2 separate regions of the Mus musculus genome follow, and region 2 is linked to region 1. A link is a contact called in ENCODE Hi-C or POLR2A ChIA-PET data. All regions are on one chromosome and are shown on one strand. The core of a region is the stretch at or near the end of the contact, and the rest is flanking DNA. Distances in the headings are between cores, read along the strand shown. Region 1 holds the start of Ift140 (intraflagellar transport 140). Region 2 holds the start of Fahd1 (fumarylacetoacetate hydrolase domain containing 1).

Region 1 (4,307 bases), core at 1,219-3,718:
AAAATTCATTGCTATCAAAGAGAGAACTAAACAGAGAATGCAAGTAGCAAGTACTGAAACGGGGGGAGGGGGGTGGTGTTTCAAATAATTCTTGATCATTCTCATTCGATAAGTATCGTTTCAATGTACACAGATACTTTCAAAGAAAACATTAAAACAAAATAAAAGTAAACTACCCATCAAAGAACATCTCTACAGAGAAAAACAGCGTTCAACTTCATGGAAACCAAAAAGCCCAAGAACGTCTTCTAGCTACGACTTAGTAGAGGACAGTCAGGACCACCAAGCGACAGTGATGGGGGAGAGGCTGCATTTAATTTGTTGCATGGGCTGGAAAGATGGCTTTGTGGTTAGGAGAGTCTTCCAGATACATGAGCTCAGTTCCCAGCACTCACATCAGGCAGCTTCCTCTGGGATCTGATGCCCCACTGGCCTCGCCTGTACATATACACATTAAAAGTAAGCCAGCTATGGTGGCACAAGCTTTCAATTCCAGCTCAGAAGAAGCAGAGGTCCCTATGTGTTTGAGGCAAATATGGTCTACTACAGTGAGTTCCAGGCAGCCAAAGATACATAGTGAGATCTTGCCTCAAAATAAGAAAAATCTTTTCTTTTTTTTTTTTTAAAAAGGGCAACATGTCAACTTCAGTATGTCCATTTTATACAATGTTCTAACTATTCATTCTTTCTTTCGCTTGTGCTTAAGGTTTTTTTTTTTTTCATTCATTTGTTTTGTTTTTTCAAGGCAGGGTTTCTCTATGTAGCCCTGGCTGTCCTAGAACTTGCTTTGTAGACCAGGCTGGCCTCAAATTCACAAATATCTGCCTGCCTCTGCCTCCCAAGTCCTGGGATTAAACGTATGAGGCACTTCTGAGCACAGCACTTATGCTTTAAAATGAGAATTAGCCAAATAATTAAAAAGATATTAAGTCAACTTTAGGAAGCTGATGCTCACACACACACACAAAAGTTATTTAAAAATCTGTTAATGTCCTTAGATCAGGAACAAGTTTCAAGTATGTAGGCCATAAAACAAGAAAAGGCCAATTTCACTTTTTCCAGTCAACTGATCCTCATTTTTATACTGAGTATTTTTATATTCAATTATTTTCAGAGGTGAGTGCCTCCATCATGCCAACTCTTAGGAAAGCAGGTCAAATTCATTATGCCCAAGGAGTCATACTAACAAGTAGGCTTAAAGACAAGATACTCCTTTTAGAGTCTCTTGTTCAACAAGAGGATGGGTTCTAAAGTAGCCTTTCGGGATAGTGACCAATGATGTAAAGTTTAGCTCTCTGGGCCAGAATAAGATCACTAGCTGCATCATGTAGACATTACTGAAGGACAGTGTAGTTCAAGGTGGTCCATTCAGGTCATGTTATCTTTACAAGCCACCCAAAGATTAACCAAGCAGAGGATTTTGGCTTTTTTGTCTTCCCCCAGCTTCATACTAAATGCATTGGGGGGCGGGGGGGACTCACGCCGCAACTCAAAAGTCCAGCAGGGGGCTCTAGGATTGTGCAGAGAGACAATGTGAAGCCAGCACACAGAGAGGAACCGAGAGGGTCCTGGCAGGTCATCTCTAGGTCCCAGGTCGATCCCATCCCACCTCTTGCCACTCCCCGGTCCAGCCCCAGACCCCTCTGCACCTTAGGTATAGGAATCTAACTTCGCCAGATTCCCTGTGCCTCCGTGTTGCCCGGACAACGCCGGTAAAGAAAGCGGAAGCAGTCGAGGGACAGCCGCGCCTCCGATGCCTCCCGAAACGACCACTGGTGACTTGCGGCGGAAAGAACCGAAAACAGTCGGTACCTCCCGGCGCAGCTCTGAGTCTTAGGCCCACTTTAGGACCAGTTTGGGTTTTCCGCTGATGGGTGGGCCAGATCTATTTGCTACTCGGGGCAAGCTGCGTCAAGGCTCCTAATACTTTTCTCCCCGAGTTCATCCTGCCTACCCCACGCAGGCCATCAGTCGGCACCTCGCGGAGCTTAGTTGCATTGCATCGGATGGGGAGGCGCGGCTCGAGAGCTTCTCTGGAACGTTCTGAGTACCGGACACCGCCCCGGCGCGTGGCGCGTTGATGCCTCGAGAGACCGCTGCAAGCGGTACTCAGCAGAGGCTTGCAGCAGCTAGGCACAGGGTTCCCTGGGTGACCGTGTGCACTTTAGCCAGTGTTAGCCAACGGCGAGTGTCGCTGAAGAGCAGGCGCAGTAGCACGGTCCACGCCAATGAGCCAAGGGGATAACCAGAGGCGGGGACCTCCTGCAAACTGGGATACTTTTTTCAAACGCCACATGCATAAGCATTAGAGTTTTAAAAACACATTTCCTTATCGCTTCGAATAGGAAAAGTGTTAGTGGACTATGCTACGATACATTTATGGTCTTAAACCTGTTTTCAAAGTGCAAAGTCCCCACCCGAGTTCCCGCGCGCTTCAAGACGCCCCGCTGAGGCGGTGATTTCTTCTCACGCATCCGTCAACATAGTCTCAGCCAATCACAGCCAGCACGCTGATCCTATTGGCTGTCGGTTGGCCAATCGGAAAAGACGCATGATCCGCAAGGGCGCGAGGTTGCCGTCACAACACGCCCCACGTTGCGGGCCCGCCCCTGTACATCGTGCGGGCGCGCGCACGTAACGCCTGCTGACCAATGGCAGCCTAGCTGGTTGGGCGCGCCCGCAGAAAAGCTGGACGTGCTCGTCTTTTTTGCGGGACGTTCGCCCCTCCCCGCTCCGGCGCCGACTTCAGGTCCCCGGCGGCCGCCGTAGCCGGAACTGTTTAGAGCGCGGCGTCCCGGGTGTGGGAGGGCGAGTGGCGGCTGCACCGGTGCCGTCAGCCCTGTTAGCCGCGCGCCAGTCCACGGAGAGGTCTTGCGAAGGGGAACAGTGCTTGGTGACCGCGCCTGACACCTGACCACCAGCCCGGCGTCGCGGCTTCGCCGCAGCCGGAGCTGCCGGGCCCGGTCGGTTCTGCGGAGGCCCGGGATCCGGGAGCCAGGCTGCCGGGAAGCGTGGATGAAAAAGGTGACCGTAGGCTGCACTTGGGAGCCTTCGGGATCCGCGGAGGGGCCGCGGTATTCGTGGGCTGCGCCGCGTGCAGCCAGCGGTCAGCTCCTCAGGAAGGTGCGAGCTTCTCCCACCCGAAATGGGACAAAGGGTGTGGAGCCGGGACGAGGCCCACAGTGCCCGCGCCTCCCACGGTCAGGAAGTGACGGGTTTCGGTGACGGACTCCTATGGAGTCCACCGCCTCTGGGGAACGACCGGAATGTGCCTGGGGACAGGGCCCAGCGCGCCGGCGAGTGGGTCCTGTTGGATTGATGCATTTTGCTTGGTGCTGTTGGCAGTGCTGGTTCTGGGAATGGGTTTCGCTCCCTAGCACAATGACAGGGTTTTGGGAACCGTGGTGAGGGGGTTAAAAGTGAATAGGTTCGAAGTCTTGTGCCATAAAATCATTTAGCGTGGGGTTGTGTCTTGTGTGGTTCTGTGCCAGGGTTTTCTTAAGGTAGTATTTGAAAGATCAGTGCCAAACAGGAAAATTGCACACCGTTTTTGGCAGCACCATTTTATGGTGTTACTTCGAGTTTTACATCTCTGTCTTTACCTTCAGTCTGTTTCTTTGTTATCATTGGTACCTTGCTCTGTCTGCTTTTCTTTTTAAGTGGAATGTTTTCAACAGTTATGTTGGACCTAGCGTCTGCTAAAGAACGGAGTGTTTCTCTGTCCTGCTTCATCATGTACACAGCCTGTCTTAAGATGTTGGAATGTACCTGAACTTTAGTTTATTCTGAGTATAATTTCTCCTAGCTACAGATAATTATTATTTTGCTTATCGATATCTTATGACAGTGGTAGAAGTTAAAGCAAGAATTTTGTTGTTTCCAGAATTGTTTACATAGTTCAGTTCCTATTCTTAAGATCCGACTGGAACATAACAGTGTTTGCTGTCACTTTTCCGGTGTTCTCTAACCTGTTCTATGCAACAGGCTTTGTTGAATGAGAGGTGTAGTCGGGCCATCTCCCTCCTGGGAAGGTTTCCGGAGTGCAGAGTCTCTCTCTTGCATGCCAGCTTTGGAGGGAGCGGCAGTTTTGGCCTATGGAGCACTAGGGGCTCGGAGGGCAGCGCGGGCCGTTGCAATAGGCAGGTGCGCGGCTTGATCGCGCGTGGCTCGGGAGCAGAGGGGAGGCACGGGCAGTGCGGGGAGCGAGGCGGGATCAAGCTGGGGGCCATGAGCTGCGGCTCCTTGGGTTAGGTGGTGGCGGGACGGCGGTACTGCGGGACCCAAAGCGCAGAGGCCAGGTCATGCTG
Region 2 (4,307 bases), core at 885-3,384, 170 kb after region 1:
CACCAGAAGAGTGCCCTTTATCCCATTACTGATGGTTGTGAGCCACCTTGTGGTTGCTGGGAATCGAACTCAGGACCTCTGGAAGAGCAGTCAGTGCTCTCAGCCGCTGAGCCATCTCTCCAGCCTGATTGGTTGATTTTTTTTTAATAGATCTTGCTCTGTATCCCTTTCTAGACCAAAATCACTGTGTAGTCCAGGCTGGCTTTCAAGTCAGGACTCCTTCTGTCTCCATCTCTTTCTTTCTTTTCTTTTTCTTTTTCTTTTTTTCTTTTTTTTTTTTTTTTTTTTTTTTTTTGGCAGGGGAAGGGACAGAACCCCAGGGGCTCCTACTCGCAACTCGAAAGATCTACACCTCACCCTAGACTTGAGAGCTTGGTATTTCTTCTTAAGAGTTCATACAGGCTGTGTTACCTGCCTGTGGTGTGACTCAGGCCTAAAGATGGCAGGACAAGGCACCAGAGCATGGCCGCTCACTCTCCAGTCATGGCGTCTGCACTAATGGACTTAAATCCTCTAAGCTTTCAGCCCTTCTCAGGCCTCCAGCCCAAGGAGAGAACAGTATTTTCTCAGCTATGGCCAGCATAATGGAAAACACACAGTGCAAGCTCCTGAAAAGAAGAAACTGCTGCTTGGGACTCAAGCATGAGGGGCAGAGAACTTATCACCGAAGGATTGTCTTGGAGTGGGCCAAGGAGGCAGCAAATGACCAAGGGACTCCACTGTACTTTTGTCTGAATTTGTGGTGCTGGGGCTTTAAGCATTCTAGGGAAGTGCTCTGTCACAACCCTGCTCCCCATTTCTCCTTTTTTGGCACAACAGCTGGGCACTTTCCAGACCCCTTCTCATGTTCAGCAAAATAAGCATTTCTATAAGATCAGGTTTCTGTAATATTTGAATTCCCCTAAGCCCTAGCACTATCCACGCCGATGGACAGCGGAGGGTGAGAAACAGGTGAATACGAGCCCTTTTATGTACTTCCTGGTAAAACACAACAAACCTGCATGGATAAAGATCATGTTATTACCAGTGCTCAACCCACTCTAGTCGGAAGAGAGCCTGACTGCTCTGAAGAAGATGCGATCACTCCTATGGAAGGAATTCATCGCTCCCAGCTCCTTAGTTTGCAACTAGGGACATTCTGTTTGAATTGAGGTCAAATCCACAGACACGTTTTATATTGCTCAAACGTCAAAAAACGTTTCAGAGTTGCCTCTTCTCACCAGGAGGGCTTCTGCGGCACCAAAAGCTGAGCGGCTGCTCAGTAGTTATTGTACCTAGCTCTTAAATCGCCTAGCTCTTAAACAGCCTTCAGCAGCGACACTAAGGGGTATCCCTTAAATGGAGACCCATACTTCTGTTCTCAACGAGCGGACTTCTTAATAAAGATGGTTCATAGACTTTCAATCACGATTGTTCCAAAGTTCCCGGCTAGCTGAATTCAGGCTGGCCAGCTCCGGGGCTTTGGCAACCCACTGTCGCCACATCAGACGTTAAGAGGAAAAGCCGACTTAAAAACTAAAGTCGCAACCCCAAAACTGGAGTCGGACTCTGGCCAGGAGGGAGCAGGTGCCAGCCCTCTGCCTCGATCCCGGGCCACGAACCCCTCCAGCGCCAGATGCCTATTCCAAGGCCCTCAACACGCCCGGCCCCGCTTCTCGCCCGCCCGGCGGCGCTCAGCACCTGCGCCTGGAAACAGCAAGGGCTCGCCCAACCGACGTCCGGCCTCCAGCACCCGGCCGCGCCGCGTCAGTACCTAGACACACTTACCCAGACCACGGCGCGCGCAGGTGGCTCCCAGCGCTGACAGGCTCCGGAGACACAGCGACCCGCGACCCAGCACCATGACCCACGGGGTGCACAGCCGGGTCGCGGAGTCCGCAACACCAGCGTCGTGGGCATCAACACTGGCGTTGGCGACTGCAACCAATCAGTGTCGTCCTCCTACTGCTCCCAACCAACCAACTCCTGCTCTTTACCAAAATGCCACGCCCTCAATCCATCAGTGACCGCCCATAGAGTTCACAGCCAACCAGTGCCTGTCTCGCACCGCCGCGCCGCCCCTAGCCAATCAGTAGTAGCTCCTGCCCCCCCCCCCCAAAATGTTCCCTAGCTGCCCTAGCAGCCTTGGCCTGTAGACTCGGTCTGCAAGTGGGTGTTGGAGGAGGCTGAGCGTGAGCCTCCTCGTCTCTCTGGGGCAGTCGCCTGCACGCAGAGACCTTTCGCTGACCTCAGCGTCCCGCTGCTGCGCAAGGAAGGGCGGGGCCGCTCCGACCTGGACAGCGTCCGAAGCCAGTCCTCTGGAGGCCGCCGTAGTCCGGGGGAGTCGGTGGTCACATGACCCAAAGCTGTACTATGGCTTCCACCAAACCGCTGTCTCGTTTCTGGGAGTGGGGCAAGAATATCGTCTGCGTGGGGAGGAACTATGCAGATCACGTCAAAGAGATGCGCAGCACCGTGCTGAGTGAGCCTGTGCTTTTCCTGAAGCCGTCCACCGCGTACGCTCCCGAGGGCTCACCGGTGTTAATGCCCGCTTACTGCCGCAACCTCCACCACGAGGTGGAGTTGGGAGTGCTTCTGGGCAAGCGTGGTGAAGCGATCCCGGAGGCTGCAGCCATGGACTACGTGGCCGGCTATGCCCTGTGCCTGGACATGACTGCCAGAGATGTGCAGGAGGAGTGCAAGAAGAAGGGGCTGCCGTGGACCCTGGCTAAGAGCTTTACGTCCTCCTGCCCGGTCAGTGCCTTCGTGCCCAAGGAGAAGATTCCTGACCCTCATGCCCTAAGACTGTGGCTCAAGGTCAACGGAGAGCTCAGGCAGGAGGGCAAAACATCATCTATGATCTTTTCCATCCCCTACATCATCAGCTATGTTTCTAAGATAATAACCTTGGAAGAAGGAGATCTTATCTTGACCGGGACTCCAAAGGGAGTTGGGCCAATTAAAGAAAACGATGAGATCGAGGCCGGCATAGATGGGGTGGTTAGTATGAGGTTCAAGGTGAAAAGATCAGAATACTGAGAGTAGAGTGCCAAAGGGGAAGGGAGACAGAAGCAAGGGAAATAAATGACACTAATAATGAAAATCTAAAAATTATGCTAGACATGTCAAAAAAGATGAATCCTTAAAAAATAACGTGATCTAAAAGACCTGGGACTGAAATAGAAACAGGAACAACGAAGCTAAAGGATATAGAATGCTTCCCAAGAGGGCAATGTTAAACTAAACTTTGAGAAGTTGTAGTTTTCTTTTCTAAAACTGAACTGAATAGACTTTTCAATAAATCATTCTGAAGTCTATACCTCCAGACTTAAAAGTGCAAAGGAAGTAACTCATTAATGCTGTTGGCCTTTAGGAAAGCTGTTTGTACAGAGCACTCCAGTTGATTTTTACTTGGGAAAGTCCTCCACCTCAAAGCCAGATAAGAATTTTGTTAAGTGAGCTCTTGCTGCAGCCCTGCCTTGTTTACTTTGGGTGTGGCTTCTGAGTTTGGAAGATAATTTTGAAATTGTTTTCCAAATAAAGACCATTTCTGTGTGACTGAAAAGAGCACTTTCTTTTCCCAGGGTGGGGAGCACTTCTTCCTCTGGGACTTAGGACCTTGGCCTTTGGTTTCCTGAGCACTGTGCCTCTTTAACTTATTAACCACATAAACCAATACTTCCACCTCAAAGACACAGGCCCTAGGGAACTGACAAGCCTGGAGATGCTGTGTGTGTTCATGCTTGCACCCCTCCCTGATAAAATGCCTGTCAGGATGCACAGCACAGTTGTCAGGGCCTAGTGGAGTCTTGTAGAATTAGATAGTGGCTTTTGCTGAGAGGGTACATAGGAGCCTGCTGGTCCCTTTAAGAAGGCATGTTACATCTTGTTAGTAGTTTATCATTACTGTAAGGCAATATGCCAACCATAGTTCATTCCATATTTCTGTGTATTCTGGGTTTCTTGTTTGTTTTTTTTGTTTGTTTTGCAAAGCTATACCACTGGCATTATTATTATTTCTGATGACAATGCAGACTTAGAAGATAGAACTGAAGTAGAGCCAAGTTGTAATGAAATTGTCACAAACTCAGAACCTGAAGTTTTAACTACAGCATAGGTAGTGTCATATAAGTAGATATATAAGAAAATTTAAGCATTTAGGTATTCTGTGAGCCCCATGCTTAATTATTTATTATGAGGTCCCATAGTGCTATTTGATAAATATGAAATATGATTTTTAAGAGTCTCACTATTGTAGCTCAGGTTGACCTTGAACTTCATAAACCACCTGACCTAAGTTTTCCATTTTTTTATCTTCTAGTAGTTTA

Evidence for each region. A loop is a pair of places that touch in the nucleus more often than their neighbours do. ChIA-PET counts read pairs that join two places held with the same protein, here RNA polymerase II (POLR2A).
Region 2: a map of gastrocnemius shows a loop between it and region 1 (3-fold over the local background). The contact joins the promoter of Fahd1 here to the promoter of Ift140 in region 1. A Hi-C loop is called at or near these places in 1 of 37 maps with a recorded cell type or tissue (gastrocnemius). POLR2A ChIA-PET finds 5 or more read pairs at or near these places in 3 of 5 experiments (Patski and embryonic stem cell).

Annotation. Positions count from the first base shown.
Region 1 is chr17:25,014,247-25,018,553 of GRCm38, reverse strand. It overlaps Ift140 (intraflagellar transport 140), which reads right to left and starts at 2,468. Exons shown (of 30, transcript NM_134126.3): 1 at 1,650-2,468. It overlaps Cramp1l (cramped chromatin regulator homolog 1), which reads left to right and starts at 3,324. Exons shown (of 21, transcript NM_020608.3): 1 at 3,324-3,427.
Region 2 is chr17:24,848,129-24,852,435 of GRCm38, reverse strand. It overlaps Fahd1 (fumarylacetoacetate hydrolase domain containing 1), which reads left to right and starts at 2,134. Exons shown (of 1, transcript NM_023480.3): 1 at 2,134-3,540. The coding sequence starts at 2,335. The coding sequence ends at 3,018. Hagh (hydroxyacyl glutathione hydrolase) reads right to left here and starts at 1,946. Exons shown (of 9, transcript NM_024284.2): 1 at 1,768-1,946. The coding sequence starts at 1,843.